3 separate regions of the Mus musculus genome follow, and regions 2 and 3 are each linked to region 1. Evidence: chromatin loops called from intact Hi-C (ENCODE). Cell type or tissue: heart. All regions are shown on one strand. Each heading gives the region's core, and the rest is flanking DNA. Links, peaks and the distances in the headings are about the cores only.

What was found. Hi-C counts contacts between places; a loop is a spot of excess contacts. Peaks named below come from ENCODE experiments on the same cell type or tissue, not always from the same donor. Only the 100,000 strongest peaks of a DNase experiment are listed, where the experiment ranks them.
Region 2: a loop joins it to region 1, with 3 times the contacts of the local background. A loop is called at or near these places in 2 of 42 quality-filtered maps.
Region 3: a loop joins it to region 1, with 2.7 times the contacts of the local background. A loop is called at or near these places in 20 of 42 quality-filtered maps.

Annotation. Positions count from the first base shown.
Region 1 is chr6:125,603,576-125,606,075 of GRCm38, reverse strand. It overlaps Vwf (Von Willebrand factor), which reads right to left. Exons shown (of 52, transcript NM_011708.4): 15 at 1,731-1,946. Among named protein-coding and RNA genes, the nearest start is that of Vwf, 52 kb to the right of the region's middle. In heart, for the core only: CTCF peaks have their summits at 1,228 and 1,427 (motif pointing right); DNase peaks (open chromatin) are centred at 1,515, 1,795 and 2,175; H3K4me3 peaks cover 155 bases; H3K27ac peaks cover 212 bases.
Region 2 is chr6:125,214,048-125,224,543 of GRCm38, reverse strand. Vamp1 (vesicle-associated membrane protein 1) reads right to left here and starts at 8,963. Exons shown (of 5, transcript NM_009496.3): 1 at 8,817-8,963; 2 at 5,844-5,970; 3 at 5,475-5,633; 4 at 4,907-4,958; 5 at 2,238-4,494. The coding sequence starts at 8,818. The coding sequence ends at 4,478. It overlaps Tapbpl (TAP binding protein-like), which reads left to right. Exons shown (of 7, transcript NM_145391.2): 7 at 1-339. In heart, for the core only: a CTCF peak has its summit at 5,342; a DNase peak (open chromatin) is centred at 5,788.
Region 3 is chr6:125,510,299-125,520,794 of GRCm38, reverse strand. No RefSeq gene overlaps it. Among named protein-coding and RNA genes, the nearest start is that of Cd9, 21 kb to the right of the region's middle. In heart, for the core only: no CTCF peak of the experiment used is centred there; a DNase peak (open chromatin) is centred at 5,134; H3K27ac peaks cover 1,085 bases; H3K27me3 peaks cover 270 bases.

The DNA of each region.
Region 1 (2,500 bases), core at 1-2,500:
GCCAGCCAGCACTTGAAACTGTATCAGAAAGTTAGAGCTCCTTAACTAACTCACCCCCATTACCACAGTGTCAGACACCTCATGGACCATAGTCTCTTCTATGGAGGTTTCTTTGCTGCTCCCAAGAGATGAAAGAATGTCCCCAAAGGCTCTTGACCTTCAGGAAGAATGTCCTAAACTAGCACAGCCTTCTGATGCCATCACATTGCATATGGCTAATGCAGAACTCCTAATACAGCACAGCGCTGACTAGTTAAGTTCCCCAGGTGCTAGAAGGCAGCCACTAGGAAGGAGACAGACAGTAAGGGTCATTGGAATGAAGAGCTTAGAGACACAGAGCTGCTAAACTACAGGTAAACTTCTAGAAAATTCTATACTACATCCGTTGGGCTGTCAGTATTCCCTTCGTCCAGGGTTGGATGGAAGAGGAGGGCACTGGGTGTCCCTTTCATTCCTACTTGCTTCATCCATCTCTCCTTGGAACAGAGCATGTCTCCCTTCGTCCCGTCTTTCATCAGACACTGCTTAAGACTCCAAACACAAGCTCGTGAGACACCAATGCTGACACATGTATGTCTCATCAAGTCCATAATGTTATTATTTTTTTTACCACTTCCCCTAACTACTGTCCCCCTGCTTCCCCAGCACTGAGGCAGGTGGATTACCTTGAATCCAATACCAGTTCAAGATCATGAATTCTGGCATAGCCTGAGCTTCAGAGTGAAACTTTATCTCAATAAACAACCAAAATGACAACACAAACTAAGAGGAAAAAATACTGAGGGACAAAGAGGCCACTCGGCCACCAGGAGCACTAGCTGTTCTTGCACAGGATGCTGGTGTATTCTGCAGCATTCATACGGTGGCTCGTGACCATATGTAACTCTAGTTTAAGGAAATCTGACGCCCACACCCTGAAACTCAGAGTTCCACCTACCTTCCTCCTCCAGACTATCTGCCCAAACTCCTGCCCTGCTAACCTCTCTCTGACACAAAAGCACCTCTGCAAACCTTTGATCGAGAACACCTCCCCAGAGAGTCCTCCTCAGCTGTCCCTTCACTCAGTGTGATTGACAGGCACCTCCGAGGGAGGTCTCAAAAGGAAGCTTCAAGATTCTGTCTCCCAGTTGTCTAAGCCTGGACACTAGCCAAATGTCTCCAGAGGAAAAACAACAAAACAGTAAGCAGGGTTTAACTGCCCAGGGGACCACGGTGCAGGAGCAAAGACCATCTTTGATGGCAGGAATCTACCACAGCTTAGGACAGATGCAAATTCAACTAGAACAATGGCATTATTCAATGCTGCATAACTTTATACGATGCCAAAGACCGTGGGCCAGGTCCCACGTCTGCCTTGCCTGACATTACAAGCAAAGGATTCCAGCATTCCAAACTCACACCACGGCATGCTCATACAAGGAATGAACACTAGGTGGCAGCATTTACAGGCACTCTCAGCCAGGCCTATGCAACTCCAAAGTCCATGGCTTCTGTAAGGAGTTCCAACTTACTTTTACGCAGGAACCCACCCCATTACCAGCCAAGAGCAGAAGGCAGGAGAAATGGCTGCAAAAGAACTGTAGCCCCAAGTTTGTCACTGGGGCCTGTTTCCAAATGAAATTATTCAAAGAAAGTACCTTTGAAAAGGACAGGTGGACCCAGACCCACAAGTTGTCAGAAGAGTTTGAATTGATTGCCTAAAGGAGGTTAACTGGTTATGGAGTTCTCACCACAGAAGCCAGGCTCCCGCCACCCGATGTGCACGCCTTTTCGGGCACACTCGGCAGCATAGTTAGCTACTGCGTTACACAGGCAATCCCGGCTGTCGGAGCAGGAGCAAACATCATAACGGCAGTTCTGCAGATAGGGCAGAGGGCTGACTGCGTGGTGGCAGGCCTCGAACTTGGAGGACGTCAGGAGCGCACAAGCCTCCTCTGCAAACCTGGCTGTTGAAGAGAAAGGAGAGCCTGTGCAGAACAAGACGTGGCCCTGCCCGTTCCTCTGGGGCCAGCCTCAGGGACTCTAACATCCATACCTCACCCCACCCTCTTCCCCACAAACAAAGCCAGTTCCCTTTTCTGTTGCTACCAAAATTAATCTATCTGGCTCTGGCTTCTGGTGCCAATGTACAGTTCTGCGTTTGGCTCAGTAACGGGTAAATGTGCGTTCCCCAAAGACCCACTGACCGGAGACGGTGGTTAGAGTAGCAGAAGCTAGCAAGAGCAGAGATGTCGCAGCACCGTGTCCACACAGGGTCACTGCAGCGCATCTATCATACAAGTCAACTTTAAGCTCCCACACCCACCGCTGCTCTAGACTGGGTCTTTTCCGGGCCAGAAACGACCCAATATTCTATTCTTTCTTGGGATTTCACCCATGGATGGAGGGTGTTCAATAAACAAACTTTGAAAAGGAAATGAGCCAAATGTGGATCTCAACGGCCAGTGGTCAAAATAAAGGCTGGGCCAATGGCTCCGCCTTTGCCTTCCCTCTCTCTGTG
Region 2 (10,496 bases), core at 4,232-6,731, 390 kb after region 1:
GCCCTGGACTGTACAAGTCTCTGCTTTCTGTGCTATTGAGAAGAGAGCCCTGGGCTGATGAAAAGGGACAGGACAAGAGGATGGCAGAATTATCAAAGTGGAAGCTAACACCATCTATGTGAGGTATTAAGAAATCGGGGGTGGGGGCTGGTGAGATGGCTCAGTGGGTAAGAGCACCCGACTGCTCTTCCGAAGATCTGGAGTTCAAATCCCAGCAACCACATGGTGGCTCACAACCATCTGTAACGAGATCTGACTCCCTCTTCTGGAGTGTCTGAAGACAGCTACAGTGTACTTACATATAATAAATAAATAAATCTAATAAAAAAGAAAAAAAAAGAAATCGGGGGTGGGGGGACACACAGGGGAGGGTTACCTAAAAAGGGCTTTCCTTCTCAAAGGAGAAAGGGAAGGAGGAATGGGGGTGGGTCTTCATGCAGAGGTACTAGAAGGAGAGAGGGAACTGATATTGGAATGTAAAATGAGTAAATGAAAAAAAAGTCAGATGTAAAAAAATTCTCTTAGAAAAAGGATCAAAGTGAGGGAAGCGGGAGAGGCTGTGACCACTCATGAATGCCAACACTGTCAAAATAAAAACATGCTGTGACTACAGCGCACTTTCTTCTCTCTCTCCCTGTTGGTTCCAAAACATTCCTAGCTGCTCCAACTCCCAACTCGTTGTTTCAAGGTACGAAGCAGAGGCCCTGGGCTACATCTGCACCGTTACATCATCAGATATTAGGGTTCTGACCCTTCAGACAGCTGCCAGGAGTTTTGGGAGAGTTATACAACACTCCCTCAGCTGCACGAGAGCTTCCTTGTGCTCACTGCTATGAAATACCTTATGGATACAGTGCATCCGAGCCTATAAAGACCATGAATTATGATGTCTGTTATCAAAAGTAAAGTGGGGGGCTAGAGAGATAGCAACCCGTGGATAGGAGCGCTGGTAGATTTTCTACACAACCTGGATTTGGTTCCCAGAACCACATGGTAGCTCACAACCATCTGTAACTAATTCCAGGAGTCTAACGCCCTCTTCTGTCTTCCTAAAGCACCAGACATGCATGTAGTACTCACACATACATGCTAGAAAAACAGGTATATGCATAAAATAAAAACAAATGCATCTTTAAAAATATCTGTGCATGAGTGTGCCTGTGTGTATGTGTACCACACGCACCCAGATGCCTGCAGAGGTCAGACGGGGCCCTGGATCCCCTGGAACTGTAGCTACCTACAGGTGTTAGTGGCCATGTGGGTGCTGCAAACGAGACCTAGGTCCTCTGAGAGTTCTCTTTAGTAGATCTATTTATCTTACCATTTTATGTGTGTTGAGTGTTTTGTGTGCAAGTGTGTATGTACACCACCTGTGTGCCTGGTACCAGGAGAGAGTGTCAGATCCCCGGGGACACACAGAGGGCTGGGGTCGGGGTGGGAGGTTGTGATCCTCCATATAGCTGCTATAAATTGGACCCAGGTCCTCTGCAGAAGTAACAAGTGCTCTTCACTGCTGAACCAACTCTCCAGCCCTAAATTAAGATTTTAAAAATTAAGTTGTGAATGATGGTGCATGCTTTAATCCCAGCACTCAGGCAGCAGAGGCAGGGGGATCTCTCTGAGTTTGATGACAGCCTGGTCTACAGAGTACATTCCAAGGCAGCCAGGGCAACAAAGAGAAACCTTGTCTCGTGGGTGGGGGGAAGGTTTTCTGGGTTTAGAAGCTAGTTTTTGCAGACATTAGGAACAGACCAATGTCTTAAAAGGAGGTGGGGGAAGGGCTGCAGAGATGGCCCCGTGGCTGGGGCACTGGTTGCTCTGGGGAGGATCTGGATGCCAGGCACACACATGTTGTAAATACATACATGCAAACACTCACACGCATACAATAAACAGAACTAGATCTTGAAGTGAACTTGCTATTTCAGAAGAATTAGTATGGAGAATCTACTTACAAGGCAAGCACAATGGGGCACACTGGAAACCCTGTCTTGAAAAACTAAAGAAAATAGAAATGAAGCTGAAGAGGGGAACAAATCATGCATGAGGACCAAGGAGGTACGGGCTGGAAGCCTCCCCCAAGAGGTGACAAGCAGGTGGAGAGGCCTGGGAGGGGCTGAGAAAGCCTGCAGCTGTCTGCTAGCATTTGGTGCCCACTCAGCTTCCTGTCAGCACTTCCTCTCACCAGCACCTGCAAGCCTGGCTGTTTCAGGTATGAAGGCTAAGACACAGACCACTTCCGCTGCCAACACAGAGACTTTAATCTCCAGGAAGAACAAAGAATACACACATCAGCCCTTCTGGCCTAGAGCCAACATAGGACACCACCTTCCTCTCCCCCTCCCCAGCACAGCCCAAACAACAATCAAGTCAATGTTGTGGTAGGAATTTGTATTTTTCGCCTTTGTTGAGAATACATGAGATTGGTAAATATGTCACATGCCTTTGGTGGAAGTACAACTCTTACTACTATACATAAACTGTGAGACTGGGTTAGGAAAGAGACAGAGGTAATGACAGACACGATGGAAGCCCCACATCATCCCATGGCAAACAAAGAGGAGATGTGGGAAGCTTGGCTTCAACTGACTGCAAAGTCCCAGGGTTAGCTGCATATTTGCTCATGCACATGGGTGGTGGGAGGGAGAGAAGACTGCAGAGACACAGAAGGGGGTTCAGGGTGAGGTGAGATAGAAAGTAGAAGGACTAACACCCCCAGAAGAACGAATGCCAACTACACCTAAGCCTTAGATGGACAGAAACCCAGGAAATAATTCCCGTGCTGGGGCTGGGTGGGCCAACAGGGAACATACGCTCCAGGCTTGGGACACACCAAGGACAGTGTTGCTTCTTCTCCAGAGATGGCTCCCTGCACTAGGCAAAGGGAAGCCCAGAGCAGAGTGGAGACCTTCGGGGGACATTGGGAGGCTACACTGACTGCTTTCTTCCAGCTCTTCAGCCCTGCCCTGAGGCAGCACGAAGGGAAGGTGGAAAATGGGCCAAGGGAAAGGAAGGATCGATGGCTCTGCAGAACGAAAGGCTGCTGCGTGGGAAGTGGACCCCCGGCCTAGCACGGCCCTGCCTCCTCCAGTTTGTGGACCAGAGCACAGAAGGAATAGAGGTCTGAGAACATTGCCCTCCTCTTCCCACCCTGCCCTCCACCCGCCGGGCACCTGGCTTTGTCCCATGCGGGATCCTATCATGACACTAGAAGAAGCCCCCGAGACAGACTGTGCAGCTCCTATCCTCGGCTCCAACAAACACAGCATGCAAAGGGAGTGAAAGACAGGAGGCAATGCAGAATGGATGGGCACAGCGGCTGCAGGGAGAACTAACGGAAGAGTGGCAGGCAGCTGCGGATGCGAGGCCCATGCCGCACAGCAGCGCAACGGCACACCAACACAGCCTGGACCCTCCTATCCAAAACTGAGCTGCGGGATCAGTGGACTTCTCTAACTCTGGAAAGGCCCTCCTGCCTCCCCCCGTGTTACATACAGGGTAGTGTGGAGGAAAGTGTTCTGTGGCAGCCTGGGAGTCTTGCCATGCAGCTCTCATTTCTCGTGATCAACAACAAGGGAGGGACAGGCCTTTCATTAGTGAGATGGCAAGAAGCACACTCCTGAAAGCTTGTTATTTTCCAAGCCCCTGATTCCCTGAAATTATTTGGTGCCTTCATGAATAACATCAAATGCTTCAGGTGACATGAAGAGAAGCATGTGGGATGGCTTCTAGGAGAAGGTAAGAGTGTCCTGGTGTTTTTACAACCAGAAAGTACGCCTTTCCTAGGCCTACAGAGAACAAAGCGAGCGAAAGGCTGTAAAGTTCCCCACAGACACAGAAAATCCTGTACTGACATGTAAAGAGTAGCTACAAAATACAAGTCTGACTTTTTCTAAAAGGGATTTGAAGTTGGTCTTTAAACAGACCTCTGGGACCAAAGGCAGGCCTGGTATGGGAGAAAAGTTTCAAATAAGGACAACAGTTCCCAACTAATATATACATATACATGTGCATGTACATATACATGTGCATATACACATGCACTGGCAGCAAGCTACTACTTCCCAACTATTCTTGCTCCCCTCCTGCCAAAGGCCAGCCTTTCTTGGAGACACCATGGACACAAATACCCTTCTCCTCCCCTCAGCTATGCTAACTTCTCAGACACTTCACCTCTGCCATTCCCGGCCCCCTCCTTCCCTTTGGCCACAACTCTTTTAAGCTCCAGGCACACGATAAATGGGTAAGGAGGAGGTGCCAGCCGTTGTCTTCGGGTAGTGACTTCAGGACTGGACCACGAGCAGCATTTCTAGTTTTGAGGAAGGGTGCAAATGAACGCAACAGTAAAGGAAGGGTCATGGAGAAGCCTGGGCCAGGATGGAGAACGGAGGATGGAGGAGTTTGTTGAGAAAGCAAACAGAGGGGAAGAGACATGAGCTTGGGTGGCAATGGAGAACAGGGAAGGGATGGCACATTCTCAAGTAAAAAAGTAGACTGGACACAGGAACCAGCAAGTCCCAGACGGAGAAGGAAAAAAGAGACAGGAGAGAACAAGAGGGCAAGTTACAGCACATCACCAGACATTCAGGTCTCTCAGTAACAGGCACCCCAGCCCCAAGGTCTCCCTTGGACCCAAGCTAGTGGCAAACAGCTCAACCCACCTCCTCAGCAGAAGGGGCAATCTCCCACAATCCTTTGCAGGGGGGCGGCTTGTCCATCAAGGAATGTCCTTGTTTTTGCCCTTCCTCCCTCCCAAACCAGACGACGATCCCCCAGTAGCCGTCTCCATACCTCTGCAGAGCGGCCCCACTCCCCAGGCAGGCAGGCAGGCAGGCAGGCAGGGCTGGGAGAAGTCTCCAGGACCTTCCCACCTCTTCACCCCATCAGCGACCTCAGCGATACTTACTTACAATCACTACCACGATGATGGCACAGATAGCTCCCAGCATGATCATCATCTGAGGAGACAGATGGGGACAGAGCATGAGCCCTTGCACTCAGAGATGGGACCACCCACAGGCCTCTGCCTCTTGTACGGTCACAACCTCAGGAGCATAGGACCTGCAGCCTCATGTTGTTTACTTCCTGTTGCCTGTTTGTTTTTTTCTCTTGGAATTCCAATGGATGGGCAAACTTTGTGAAGTACCTGCTCAGGCTACAGAAGTTGTGGATGTTTAAATACATATACTGAGCCAGTGTATGGCTGCTGGGTGTCTGAGGAAAGAGCCAGGTGAGACTTTCTGCAGAAGATACTAAATGAGAAAGAGCTACCTCACTAGTCTAAATTCTGAGTTCCTCTACCTAGGGCTTTCTTAGTGGTTCTGTTACTCTAGCCTACCCTGGTGGCCAACACAGGTACTACATATCAAGGAGGCTTCCAGATTTCAGAGGAAAGAAAATGAGAAGTTAATGGCTCTCTTGCCTCCTGAGAGGGGAGCGAGGCAGGAAAAGCTGGAGGGGGCAGGGAATCTCACCTTGCAGTTTTTCCACCAGTACTTCCTTTTTAGCTTGGCAGCACTGCTCTCAAATTGTGATGCTCCGGCCTGCAAGGCGTCAGCCCGGTCATCCAGCTCTGACAACTTCTGGTCCCTCTCCAAGACCTTGTCCACATTCACACGCATGATGTCCACCACCTAAGGAGATTGCAGAAATAAAGACGCTGAGATTTCCCCCCTAGAGACCGAGAAAATGAATAATGCCTGGGAGATCACAAGCCAAGGCCTTTGGATCCATGGCACGCTTTGCCCCACCCCACCCCCTGAGCCTCTCCCCTATAAAAAAGAGGAAGATGGGTAAACCGATCCTTGACTTAGACACTCTCACGGAGGGTGCCAGGCGCCTACCTCCTCCACTTGTGCCTGGGTCTGCTGTAACCGCCTGTTACTGGTCATGTTGGGAGGAGGACCAGGAGGACCCCCACCAGGGGCAGCTCCTTCTGTCCCTTCAGCAGGCGGTTGAGCTGGAGCAGACCTGTGGAGAGAGGCAAACAGTACACAACGTAACTGAGACAAGAAAAGAATCCTATGCATCCTCACCTCACACCACCAAAGCAAATGCTGATTGAAAACGGAAGGCATTTTAGCTCCTCAGCCACCCCCAAGTACTGAGAGGCAAACTCAGACACATCCTCTGGCACAATGGCCATAGGGACAAATATGCCAGCCTTGACCTAGATGGAATTTGCCTGGCCACTACAAGCTCCTCACATGAAATAAGATGGGACAACCCAATCCAGGGGAAGAGAAATTTGTAGAAAACATTAAATCGTAAGGCCACGTGAATCTGAAGTGTGAATATGAAAGGGGCAAGTCGACGGTCCTGCTTGGGGCAGGGTCTGGTTCCCGGTTGGGCTTCACACTGTAGTTGGAACATCACGGCTGCTGCAAAGACAGTTTGGAGAATCACCAAAAGCAAAGTCTGTATAGGTGGAGTGAATCCAAGCCGGTTGTTCTGTTCTTGGCAGAGAAGCCAGGAGTTTCATTTAAAATGAATCTGAGACCTAAAACAATTATACTAGTCGTTCCGAAAAGCACAGACCAGAAATAAAAATGCTAGAAACAGTCCTCAGTGTACACACAGCAGACACTCTGTCCATTCATCTTCAGACTGGGCGATGTCTCAGGATAGTTACCCAGTCCCGTGTCAGATAAGGAAGCTTGAACTACACTGCTGTGAGTTCAAGTCTCTCCACCAGCACCGCTGAGGGCAAAGCGTTCCCACGGCCTTAGAAGGGAATAATCCAGAGTGGGTTTGGTTTGGTTTGGTTTGTGTTTCGGGTGTTTTGTTTTGAGATGAGGTCTCACGAAGCCCTGGGTGTCCTGGAACTCTCTATGTAGACCAGGCTAGCCTGAAATACAGATCTATCTGCCTCTGCCTCCCCATCTGCTGGGGTTAAAGCAACGGTGGGGCCTGAAGATGAACTCCTCTCTGACAGTCACCAGCTAACGAGTTCCCAGAGTTAAACCCACAGAAGCAAGGTAAAGAGAGAAAGCTAAAATTTGATGGGGAATAGAAATTTCTTAAGTGCTAAAAAAAAAAAAAATCTTTGCTAGAAAAGTCCAAGAATAAGTACAGTAAAGGTTAAGCCACCAGAAAGTTGCTAAAAAAAAAGTAAATTCCTTGATTAATTACAACAGAACCAAGATGCAGAATCTCTTTTTCCATAACTAAGGGAAATGTTCTAGACACGATGTAATAACCCCAACCGCTTCTCGGCCTTTTGGCTAAGATCAAGATGTAGAAGCCCCTCAGAAAGACTCTATTAGCAGATTACACCAGCTTCTTCCACTTAAAGGGCCGCTTTCCCATTTCCTTCCTAAACATAGAGGAATCTGCAAAGCCATGGGAGCCACAGGATCTGCACTGCTACTGAGCTAGCTAAGCAATCTAGTTCTAGACCAGAGGGAGGGATTTCAATGAGTTGGTAGCAGCTAGTGTTGGAAGGTGTCCAGGATGGTGGCACCAATGACAAGATTAAGGTCAGAGACCTCGTGATTCCCTGCTAGCCACCATGCTTTCTCAACCTCCTTCCAAACATCACACATGAAACTACCTGCAGCCAGTCAACTAAGAAGGACCCCTCCCCTCCCCTAAACATCTAGATCTATGGGCTTGTAAAAACTGCACAGAATGTTAATGCAGAGAACGGATAAAATGGCTGTGAAGCTTTGGAGAACTCACTTTATTTACTATTTGTGGCAGGTAGAAACACTCCACCCTAACCTATTCAGGGAGTTATAACCCTTATGTAATACAAAATCCTGCCCCCCTTTTGCCAATAGAGGCAACACAAGCAGAGTGTAGTGGTGCACACCTTTAATCCCAGCACTTGGAAGCCAGGGGCAGGTGGATCTCTGAGTTCAAGGCCAGCCTTGTCTATAGAGGGAATTCTGAGACAGCCAGGGGTACACAGAGAAACCCTATATGGAAAAGCCAAACAAAGAAGGGGGATAGAGAGAGCGAGGAAGAGGGAGAGAGAGAGGAAGAGGGAGAGAGAGAGGAAGAGGGAACAAACACAAATAAATCTAGCACCAGGCAAGAGATTCAGATAATAAATGAAAAGAAAGAAAATTCTTCATTGTGTGTATGTGATCCTAAAGGGAAGTTCTTAATTTATCTGGCCACAGAAGGGGATGATGCCAAAAAGAGCTAAAGGCTAAACTATGTGTTTTGGATAAAATGAAGAATTCACTGTTCTCCCTATTTCTCCTCCAATATTTATTTGGCTAGGACTTGATCACTGGAAATCGCCTTAGCATAAACAGCTGCATTAAGATTTCATACCACTGTCCCCTGAGACTTTCTGAGCTACTCGCAAGGCGCCACAGAACTAGCAAGTTAAGTTTCTGCAGCTTTGCTCACAGCCATGAGGCAGGTACATCACACTCTGGGTGAGGGGCATGCATAACGCAGAGACTGCGGGCACTCCAAGTCAAGAATGGACAGGAACACCTATAAGTCTTCCCAGAGGCTTTAAGAGTCTGTCAAACAAGAAAGGGTCTCCGAGTTTCCTGTCTGAATCTATACCTCCCCCACTTTTTCCCCTTTGGGGTTCCACGATACAAAGACAAGAGGGGAGGGTGCGGTGTACGTGGGACCCCCGCGCCCTCGCCCTGCCATGGAGTGCCAGCTGCAGTTGGTGCGGGATGGAGCGCTGCCCGCAGTCCGGGGTGGCCCGGTCTGGGGGCGGCGCGAGCTGGTGGTTCCCGGCGTCGCCGCAGCTGCTGCAATGCGCCATTTCCCGTCCCGCAGAGTCGGACACTGCGGGGGAGAGTCGGTAAAGAGGTGTCGAGGACCCTAGAGCAGAGTCAACTCACATTTTTCTGAAAGAGGAAGTGGAGGTCCGTCCCCTCTCTGGAGAATGCAACGAGACGGGCAGGGAGACACTGCGGCTGAAGCAGACGGAACTGTCGAGCGCCGCCTCACACGAAACACCCGGAACTCTAACTGCGGTGGAACTTACTGCAGGTGCAGGGCCGGCTCTCGGCTTTATTAGACATGACCACGCCTCTCGGATGATGTCAAAACCTCCAGGTCCAATCCTCGTGAGAAATGGCCTGCTAGTCCCGCCCCCACAACTACAGCAATTACCATTGTCCTCTTATTTCTATTTCTTCACTGACCAATACAAAAGTGGCTTGCTTAAAGTCCAGCTCAAACTCTGTCTCCGCCGCTGAGTTAGACCTTTTATGGTGCCTACCAGCCAATCGCTGAGCTGGAGACTGCTGTCATTCTTACCGCTCCCGCCCACAGCACCTGGCAGAAGGAAACCCAAGTGACTTAGACGCTGGAATCCAACTGGCTGCGAGGTTCAGCAGTGAATGCATATTCATGAAGTCCTTGGCCACAGGACCACCCCGTCACCATCCCTGCCTGAGACCATAAAACCCACATTCTTCATTCTTCTCTTCCCTATCACGAACTTCATCCCTAAACCTGTTAACACAGCGACTTAGTTAACCCAGCCCAGAAACCTGAACTAAAGTAGACTTCCCTATTTTATGTTTATGCTTTGTTTTGTTTTTTGAGACCTCTCTCTATAGATAGATAGATAGATAGATAGATAGATAGATAGATAGATAGATAGATATAGATATATACATATATACAGATATATAGATACACACACACATATATATGTGTGTATATATATATATATACACACATATATGTATATATATATACACACACATTATGCGTATGTATGTGTGTGTGTGTATATATATATATATATATATATATATATATATATATATACACACACACACACATATGTATATATATATTATGGTACAAGTTTCTGCCTGCATCTATGCATGCTTGGGTGCCCTTGGAGGCCAGAGGAGGGTTATTCCCTAGATGGTTTTGAGTATATGTGAGTGCTGGGAACCAAACCCTCTGCAAAAGCAATATGCTCCCTCCACCACTGAGCCATCTCTCTCCAGCCCCAGCCCTTTCCTCTTTACTCCTCCTCCAAAATCTAAGTAGAATCAATTTTTCCTTCTCAATACTTAAAGACGTTTCTTCTCTCTTCCAGTAGAATCCCTTTCCTAGACATCAGTTGTAAAATTCAACATTATTTTATGCTTCACAGCTTTAAAGGAATCTATAGCTGTGGTTGCGTTTTCCTAGCCTTAGAATTCTTATTTTACATTTAGTGGAAGCTTAGGTTTTGGATGCAGTGTAAATGTTTATATCTTAGGCATCCATGCAAAAGGAAAGAGAACATAGTAACATTAATAGGACAGTTACAACTTGACGTTCAGAGACTCTTTTCCCAGCAGAAACAGAGGCTTGTGTAGTCCAGGCTGGCTTCAAACATGAAATGTAGTCAAGAATGACCTTGAAATTCTGGTCCTCCTACTTCTGCCTCCTGAATGCTAGGACTGCAGAAGTTTACCACCATGCCCAGTTTTCTGCAGCGCTGGTCAGCGTACTCTGTTCCTTTTGCATGCTAGGCATTCACTCTGCCAACTGAGCTCCATCCCCATCCCCCA
Region 3 (10,496 bases), core at 4,031-6,530, 89 kb after region 1:
TAAGATTCAGTTATTTTGCTAATGATCCTGGAATGCGAGCAAATAAGCAATTGATTTAAACTGCAGCAGGAGAAAGGTGAGTGCAGGAGAGTTGGGAAGTCAAGCTAGGGTCTCTGATTCTCCTGTGCCTATGCTCAGACTCACCCAGGGATGCTCCAGTAGGATGTAAAGGAGCTCTCCAAGTCTGAAGGACCCTGAGAATACAAGAAGCACATGATCTTCCCACTGCAGCGACCCCCTTGGACCACACACTATAATACATCCGCAAGAATTAAGGTATAACCCAAGAATGCCCAAACAGTGAGGTCAATATGGCATGGTAGTACTGTCTGACCTCAGTACAAACTGGGTGGGAAAACGTTGGCCAAAGAATAAATGTGTAAACAATACTGTCCTACGGCTGAAGCTTTTTTGTAAGAGACAAGAGAATGGTCTGCTGTGAAAGGCTAAGATGGCTCTCCTAGAGCAAAGATAAGTATGGCCTCCTCATTCCCACCCCTTCTGGGATCACTCATTGGCATAATCAAGTTATTCTTGCTTAAACCTTGTATTTCTATTCTGGCAACAACTGTGTCTTCTGGGATATGTAAGAATTTCAAACTAAACTCCTTATAATTCAGGTATCCCAACCAACTCCTCCTATACAAAAGCCAAGGTCTCCCTTCTCCATCCAGTAGGTAGAGAATCTTGTGGCCCCCTCTTAAGCAGAGACTGTATCCTCACCAACATGAAAGTAGTTACAGAAAACTGATTGATCATTACCTTTCTGCTCCTCCAAAAGATTTTTTTAGAGCCATGGCTCTCAGAATAAGAACTGAAGAAAGCTACCTCAAGACTACCATGAAAGAAATCAGAATAGCTATTTTTATACATGGATAGTGGGTCATATAAAGAAAATAACAAAAGGAGGGAATGAAGTCCTGTGGGACACTGTGATGGTTTGTATATGCTTGGACCAGGGTGTGACACTATTAGGTGTGGCCCTGTTGGAGTAGGTGTGTCACTGTGTGTGTGGGTGTTAAGACCCTATCACTAATTGTCTGGAAGTTAGTATTCTGCTAGCAGCCTTCAGATGAAGATGTAGAACTCTCAGTTCCTCCTGTACCATGCCTGCCTGGACACTACACTGCATGTTCCATCCAACCTTGATGATACTGGACTGAACCTTTGAACCTGTAAGCCAACCCCAATTAAATGTTGTCCTTATAAGAGTTGTCTTGGTCATGGTGTCTGCTCACAGCAGTAAAACCCTAACTAAGACAGACACATGAGGTCCAGCTTCCAGTCACCCATTCCCCCCTTCCCCTCAGCACTCCCCCTCAGAAAAATGTCTGTAACCTCGGGCACTTTTAGCATCCTTGTGTCTTTTTCAAACCTAGAGTCTCGGCAATTCAAGTAAACACTAAGAAACTCCTCCGAAGACCCCAGAGCACCGCTGGGCAGCTAGCACACCTCTTGCATCCAAATCTGTCTCTGGTCTTGATTTTCGCTTCTCTTATGGGGACTCCCAAAAACCTCAAATTCCACATCACTCAGCCCCCACATCACAATAGGCTCTAACCTTCCTACCACCTTCCCAATGGGTACAACTTTCAACTCACCAAGATACTCCTGCCTTTGCTTTTTACTATCCAACGAGTATTCCTCACCTTAATGACACAAATAATTATGTTAGCCCAAAAACTTTCAAAAAAAACAGGGAAGTTGGACCTCAAAGAGTCATCTGCTGAAACAGTGCCTTCTAGATGGTGAGTAAGAGAGACCTGAAGCAAGAGCCAATTGCTGACCTAGTCTCATCACTGGACTGAACATTCCCAACAAAACAGATGGAAAGAAAAACAAAAGACAGCTTTCCATTGCCCAAGATAGGATCCACACCACATTGTTCAGCAATACTGTTAATTCCTGTCATAACTTAAATGAAAAGTCACAATGTCTGGAGTCTTTGATGTCCTGAAGATGAAGGAAAAGGATGTTCTCTCATCCCTTGCAGCAGAAATCTACAGAGGCAACACCAACCTTGATTTCCAGATAGAGTCTCTACAGGAGGCAAAGTGACGTCATCTTCATCATAAATCCTAAAAGACCCTGAGAGAGACTGCCATCGGCAGCTCAAACCACTGCTGTTATTGAGACTCCTGCTGACGTCAGAGCTGCCAAATCATCCTGCACGCTGACCAGCTAGCTGAGCTGGAATTCCAGTGTTACTGGCCACTTCACTCCTGAACCTTCACTAACCAGATCCAAGCAGCCTTCAGGAGAGCCATACCTTTGGGTGGTGAATGATCCCAGGGCTGACCACCAGGTTTCATCTCAACCTGCCTCGGGGTTAGAGGGATATCTGATTATTGTACGTAGAAAACCTAATTGTTAGCAAAATATAGAAGCTTAAATAGATGTCAAATGCAATTAGGTGTGTCCTGAAGAGACTGCAGTTTGGGTGTGCCTCTCAAAGCCTCATAGGTAAGAATGCTAAAGAGTGGAAAGTCCCTGCCTATTTTAGCACACGAGGCTTGGGAGAGGTCTTGTGGTCTTTGCTCTATAACCCGAGGCAAAGCCAGCTGGATGGCCTTGAGCCGCCTCACCTTAAAGGTGAAACAATTAGGCTCCTACTGACTTAGCTTGGAGCCCCTCCAGCCCACCCCATATACACACATGCATACATACACACCATGACTCCTGTAACATGCTTCAGCCTACTAGGGGGATAGGGGAGACGCTAGAAACTTTAAAAAAAAATAGCAATTAGACTTTGACAGCTCTCTCCGTTTGATGTGGAAGAATCATCATGGAAGGAACTCTGGGTATGAGACAAAATTTTCTCTCTGGGCTGGCAGGACACAGGTAAAACGCTATTCTAGGAACAAGAGCCAAGGAGCCCTCTTGGGTTTGGAAGCACACAAGAGAACTGTAGACTAGTTTGGACCAGGCTGGCCTCAAACTCAGAAATCCACCTGCCTCTGCCTCCCAAGTGCTGGGATTAAAGGTGTGTACCACCACTGCCTGGCTGACACAATCTTAATCTATAACCACCTTTTGTTTTGTTTTGTTTGTTTTAAGATTTATCTTTATATTTTTAAATTATGTGTATATGTGTGTTGAGGAGGTCCTCTGCAAGTGTGAATGCAAATGCCCATGAGAGTCAGAAGAGGGAGCTGGGAATTTGAGTCACGGGCAGTTTCGAGCTGTGTAATGTGAGTGCTGAGAACCGAACTCGAGTCCTTTGCAAGAGCAGTATGCATTCTTAATGACTGGGCCATCTCTCCACTGGCCTTATGTTTAACAATCTGTCTTAGGGTTTTACTGCTGCGAACAGACACTATGACCAAGGCAACTCTTTATAAGGACAGCATTTAATTGGCACTGGCTTACAGGTTCAGAGGTTCAGTCCATTATCATCAAGACAGGAACACGGCAGCATCCAGACAGGCATGGTTGCAGGAGGAGCTGAGAGTCCTACATCTTCATCTGAAGGCTGCTAGTGGAAGACAGACTTCCAGATCAGGGTCTTATAGCCCACACCCATAGTGGCACACCTACTCCAATAGGACCACACCTTCTAATCGTGCCACTCCCTGTGTCGAGCATATACAAACCATCACACAATCTAAAGGTTCACACCCACAACAGCCACAGAGGATGGCTCTTCTAAAACAAGCACAAGCATGGCTTCCTGGTTCTCAGACCTTCTATGCTCACCCATTGGTGTAATCTTTACTCTTGCTTCCATCTTATAGTCCCGATTTTGTAACATTTGTGTCTTCTAAGCTATGTAACAACTTGAAACAAAACACCCTACAATGCAGGAATTCCAATCAACTCCTACCACTGAAAGCCAACGCTTCTCTTTAGCAGTAAATAGATGATCTTGTGGTTCCTCTTAAGCAGCCACTACACCCTCATCAACATGAACGTAGCTATAGAAGGTTAATTCATCATCACCCTCTTTGTCCACCACCACCCCAATTTTTAGGCCCAAGTCTCTCAGAGGATTGGGGACTGGTGAAAGTTACATCAAGATTAACATATGAAAGAAGCCAGTTGTCAGACAAACCCTGGAAGTCCTTACTCACTGGGCTCCAAACAGCAAACAGAGCATCCCTGAGAAAGCAGCCTTATTCGAACTGGGACAGATAGGAGCTATGTAGATGGCCTAAACATGGTCACTGATTTCCTGACCCAGTGCTTCTAAGAACAAGCTTTTCCCTCAGTTCACAGACCCAGCCCCATTCTCAGAAGTGCTTTCTTTTTCTTAACAAACTGTCTCTATTTCTATCTCTAACCAGGTGTCCCCTGCTGACCAAATGTTTTGCCCTCAGACACAGAGATCTGGTAACTTGAGTGGGTGGCCACAGACTCGACTCCTCACCTATAACACTAGGTTCAATTCCCAGGGCCAAAAAGAAAATCAAGAAGAATTTATTTCCTATACTTATATCTCAGAGTCTCCAGTCTGTGACACGGTGAGTGATTCAGTTGTTTCTGGGCCTCTGCTCTCTGAGGCAGAGCATTATGACAAATGTGGCGTGCTGGGTCAGAACTGCTCACCTCATGGTGGCCGGGGAGCAAAGAGGAAAGGGCAGAGGGCAAGATAAACACTACAAAGGCACACACACACACCACATGCTAGTGACCTACTTCCTCTGACCAGGCCCTACCCCCTAATAGTCCAGTTGGCTATTTATTAACCCATTGTCTTAGCTAGGGTTGCTGTGACGAAAACCCCATGACCAAAGAGCAAGTTGGAGAGGAAAGGGTTTATTTGGCATTCACTTCGAAATAACTGGAAGTTACTACATAACTGGAAGGAGTCGGGACAGGAACTCAAGGAGGGATTGACCTGGAGCAGGAGCTGATGCAGAGGCCATGGAGGAGTGCTGCTTACTGGCCTACTTGCTCATGGCTTGCTCAGCCTGCTTTCTTATATAACCCAGACCCACCAGGCCAGGGATGGCACCATCCACAATGGGTTGTCCCACCCCCACTGACCACTAACTGAGAAAATGGCTTACAGCTGGATCTCAAGGAGGCATTTCCTCAACGGAGGCTCCTCCTTTCTCTCTGATGACTCTAGCGTGTGTCCAGTTGACACGCCAAACCAACAAGTACAGCCATCAATCCACTTAGAAAGTTGGGTGCTCGTGACTCGGTCACCTCTCAAAAGCTGGCAGGCAGCCAAGCCTTGGAGAGACAAGTTTAGAATCAACCCTGATGAGAGTGCAAGCTGATGTCTGGTGTTGTACGGCTACTTCCTCTGCACTTCCTTCCTGGAGTCAAATCTTAGGACCCCAGGTCTTAAATATATATATATATATATATATATATAAATCAGGAAGCTCAGAAATTTGTGATTCGCAAGCTCAGAAGACTCACTGGTCTCTTCCCTCTGCCCCCTGCCCCGTCCCCCCACCTCCACCCCGCCCTGAGAGATGAACATGGAATGGTTTCTTTGGTCATTGTTGGTGCCCTATTTGAGGTGAACAGATGTTTGTTCAAACCTCCCTTAGGAGGGTAACCCAACAGTTGGGACAGGGAATTGTACCAGTGCCTCCCTCATTAGCCAAGCACAGGGACCCTCACTGGTCATCTTCCCATGGCCCTTTCACAACCCACCACCCTGGTACTCTCTGCTTCCACCGTATGCCTCCCATTCTCCACCCCTCCCTCCCTCTGCCAAGGTTTTCTCAGCTGGCACCTCCTCCATGCAGCCTTCTGCAAACCCTGCTGTCAGACTATCTCCTCTGCTCCCACAGCTGCCTCTGCAGGCCCCGGGAGAGCAGCCCAGGCCTTGTTCTCAGGCTCTCAGGCCTTTGCCTCCCTGTGCAGACTGTGAGCTCCCGGGGTCTGGAAATGAGCCTATCACTGACCCTAGTGTCTATTCTGCCTTTCCTGTCCCCATCCTCTTGCGGGTTCTGCCTCAGATGACACGGAAGCCTTTTTCCTTTATTACTAGAACCAGGGCCATGTTTGTGTTCAGTGGCCCTAAGGGAAAGGCTTTACCTCTGTCTCTTGTAGCTCCTGCCCTACAAAGGCAGACCCAGCCAGACTTTCTGTTTTCACCTCAGTCTAGAGAGGCCACAGGCTCTGTATTGCCTAGCTGTCACCATGACTATCCCTGCTTATTCTAAGCAACAAGCATTCTGTCAAAGCAACTCTGATAGAGATCAGAGGAAAGTGCCTCACTCCTCACTCCCTCCTATACATATGCATTTTTACAAATTCATATCAAGGTGGGGCTGGGGGAGCACCCAGGCCCGAGGATAGGGCATTGAACAAGCTTTGAAGATCCCTGGCTTTCAAGTCATCTCCACTCTGACAGCAGGGAAGAGAGAAAGCAAGGAGGCAGGACTGGCTAAGAACCGGGAAGGGTGGAACAGCCTCGGAGAGCCCTTAGAAGCCAGCTTGTCCTCGATTCTCCAGAAACCAGGGGGCTGGAGAGGGGTGCCAGCCAGCCACAGAGAGGCATTGTGTCTTTCTGGGGCTATGGTAACAAAGCACCACAGACTAGGTTGTTTAAAGAGAATTGTACTGTCTCCAGACTCTGGAGCCAAAGTCAGAGATCAAAGTGTGGGCAGGTAGGTATGGGCAGAGTGGTGTGGGCCGAATTGAACCCTCCTGTGGGCTCTGAGCGAGATGGGCCAGGCTCTTCTTTCCTAGCTGCTGATTCTTTCTTTGCTGGCAATCTCTGTGGTCCAGTCGATGAAAAGTCTCCAAACTCGTGAACCATCTCCGCGTATCTTTGTTGCCTCCTTATTTCCACTTTAGTAGGTTTATTAGCATTGTCGAACATACATAGCAGACTCAGGGTGTGGTGGAAACTCAGGCAAGAAGATCCTGCGTTTAGGCCTAGCTAGGGCTACATTTTGATACCATCTCAATAACAAAGTAAAGTAAAATACAAGGGAGATGGTGTCTGAGCAGCAGCATCTAGCACTCTGCTTCTGGTGTGTAGATACAATGTAACAGTCCATCACTTCTGCCACTAGTACTCTCCCTCCCATCCCTCTGCCCCAACCCCCCCCCCCATGAAGGACTGCAACCTTAAAAGAGAAAAGAAAAATTAAATTGACTCTTAGAAACCATTTTAACCATTTTTAACTCTACAGCAAAGCAACATTAAGGTTCACTACCGGGCTCCAGAATTTTTAGTCTGTCCCACCCTGAAACTCCATATCTGTGCATGAAACCTTGGCTTCTTGTTCTCCCATGTAATCTCCAGTCTCTAGTAACCACTGTTATTGCCTATCATTTGACTCTCTTCTAGGTCCCACTTAACTGGAATTGTCCAGTGCGTGTTCTTCTGTGGCGGGCTGGCACTCTTTTCTAGGCAAGTTCAATGTTTGTATAGGACAATAATCACATGAGACTAAAGCCCCACCCACTCCAGTGTGACCTCGCCTTAACAACCGGCTGCATCTGCACCAACATGATTTCCAACTGAGCCGGGCTTAGGTCCCTAATTATGAATACAGGGGACACAGCTCAACTTCCTAACAGCCTCACTTGTAGACAACATAAGGAAGGCTATATGAGTATGTTTTGTGTTGTTGACCATTAACACTACTACCTCCAAACTGACCCCTCTAGCAGGGGTTATTTCCTGACATTTTTTTCCAGCCCAGCTAACTCACTGCTCAGGAAGGGAAGGAGAGGAATTACTGGCAGATGGCCCAGAGCATTCTCTAAGTGAGCTCCGAGTCCCAGCCCTGAGACTTCAGTATGACCTGCCTGACTAACAGGCAGCCACTCTGTCCTCTAAGGGACACCAAGTACCAATCCACCCACCTACCAGGGCATAAGCTGCCTGGACCAGGAGGCTTCCTCTGCCCACTAAATACCATTTCCTATGTTCCACAAATAAAAATGAACACTGTGGTATTGGCCTGCTTCTAGCTAGGCCCTGGAGAAAAGGTCCAGCCTTTGCCCTGGGAAGTTTTGATGGAGGTAAAAGGAAAAATAAAATAAAAATGAAATCTACTCTGTAGATGGCAGTTGTGGGATCAAATCAGAAGGAAATGCATTGGAAGCTCTGGGCTGAGCAGAAAACCACAGAAAGGAAGGAACCAGCCATGCAGATACTGGGAGAGAAAGATCCTAACTGGGGCCATAGCACTCACTGTGGAAATAGAGTTCAGAGTGTGTTGGGGAAGGGGGACAGTGTACCAAACAAATAAATGATAACACCACAGACCCTAAGGAGGCTGGGTATCACCCTGAGAAATGGAGACCCAAGGAAGAATGAAGGGCCTGCCTAGCATGCTTCACGCCCTGGGCTCAGACGAATGAGAATGGAAAGCCTCTTGCCTCGAGAAAGCTTAATCCAGGACCAGTCCCCAGGAAGCAGTCTGCTGACTGACCGTGAAATCCAAGCTAACCAACCATACCTGGGCAAAGAAAGCGCTTTGCTGCCCAAGAGTGAGGATCTGAGTTCTGGTCTCAAGAACCCGCCTGAAGGATGGTAGCAAGCATCTCTGATCCCAGAACCCCTACAGTGAGCGGGACATAGAGAAGGTGATGCTCTGAAGGTTTGCAGGAGAGCCAGCCTGGCTTACAAGTCACCAGACAACAGAGGACCCTGTCTCAAGTATGGTAGATAAAAGGACCTATGAGGCCGTTCTCCGATGTCTCCGTGTCCACCATGGTATAAGCACCTGCTCACTCTCTTGTTCTCGCTCTCTCATTAAAAAAAAGAGAACAGAGTTGGCTTAGAGAAAGGTTAAGTGTGAAGAAATACATAGCTCTCGGCTTTCAGAACCATTTTCTCTACCAGGATTAGATTTAACATTTTCTATCCAAAGTGGGGCAAAGTTCATTGTTTGACTTTTCCTCTTTAATTTTAAGTTGAAAAGGAAACTGCAGTTATCTTTGGGTGAACCGCTTTGCCTCAGAAAACTGGCTATCTTGGGTTAACTCCATGCCATACATAGACAAGACAGAAGGCATGTTGTGTGTATGTGGGGGGAGTCTGAGCTCACATCTCCAAGGAACTGGACTCAAAGACCAAGAGTAAGCATGTCTCCCTCTTTCTACCTCTCCTTGTACCCTTTGGGCTGGTATTCCTGGGGCAGTTCCTCTGCCAGAAGGATGGTCAAGGGATAGGGACAGGGACAGAAAACACTAGAGTTTCGCTCTGTGTGTGTGTGTGTGTGTGTGTGTGTGTGTGTGTGTGTGTATGTGTGTGTGTGTGTGTGTGTGTGTGTGTGCTTGCGTGCGCGTGTGATGTAGGAGGGAAGAAATATGTACATACTAGTCATGCAAGTCACAGAGGCAAAATGGTGGCAGGAGAGATGTGGGCAGAGCCATATAAATATTGTGGGGTGAGCACATTCCTGTGGCTCAAGGACTGGGGACAACAACTTGAAGATCTGGCCAAGTTTATGCCAAGAGGGGTGCTCGTGGGATGGAGCAGGGCCAGCGCTAAAAATACAATGATATTTCTGTGCCCAGCAAGAGTATTAGCATCTGTGGGGTTTGTGTGGTGGGAAGAAGTGGGTTTGAGGAGGGAGGAAGAGAAAGCAACCCCAGGGAGGGGCTAAAAGCGAAGGCTGGCCTGCAGCAGGAGATTCCAGACAATTAAGGCAGGCCCAACCCGAGAGGTTGGGTTCAGTTCTGTGTCCTGCACAGGGAGCAACAGAGAGGGTAGGGTAGCCCCCTCCCCAAGGAACAGGTAAGGAACCTAGAAGGCGTGGCTGGAGGGGATCGGAGGGAGGGATGCGTTAGTCATAAGACATTGGCTAGGCCTGAAGCTAGGATGTTTTCACACCAACCCTTATAGGTGTTTCATGTCTTTTCAAACAGAAAACAAATTTCATAAAAAAACAAGAGTTCAAAAAAAAAAAAAAAAAAAAAAAACCTCACAATCCCAGGGCCACCCAACAAGGAAGTGGGCAGGGCTAGAACAGGGCCCCCACCTCTGCCTCCCAGAAGCAGGCTTACTGGATGAGTCCCCAGAGGGTAAGTCATGGTGGGCTCCCAGGCTGGGAGGGAAAGTTTCTGCTCAGCAGATGTACCCAGCAGTAAACACCTCCTACCTAACTCAAAGAGCAGGGAACTCACAAATGCTGCCTTGTGCAGACTTCAGAGGAACCTTGAAGGACTCCAGTGCTCTGGGAGTCTACACTTTCAGGAAGGAACATAGGCCTGCCAGGGTCCAACTGTGCCCTTAAAATGCCCCTTTGGGGAGGAGTAGAGAGTCTCACTCGGAGAAAGTGCACACCAGCCCCTTGCAGACGCTGCCTACTCCCAGAGCATACTGTGCTGGGCAGTCATTGAGAACATCACCCCCAAGACACAGGACAGAGTCCCAGCTCTTACACTGCCAGCCAGAGTGCCCATCACAAAGAGACTCCGGCACACCAGACAAGGAGGAGGGCTGTGTAAAACCCAAGGGCTGACTCACTGGTAACTTCCTAGACCCCTAAGGAGTCAGAAGAGAGGACAGTGAGAGCCATAGAAATCAGAGGAAACTGTGTGGCTGTCACTGTAGCTGTACAATT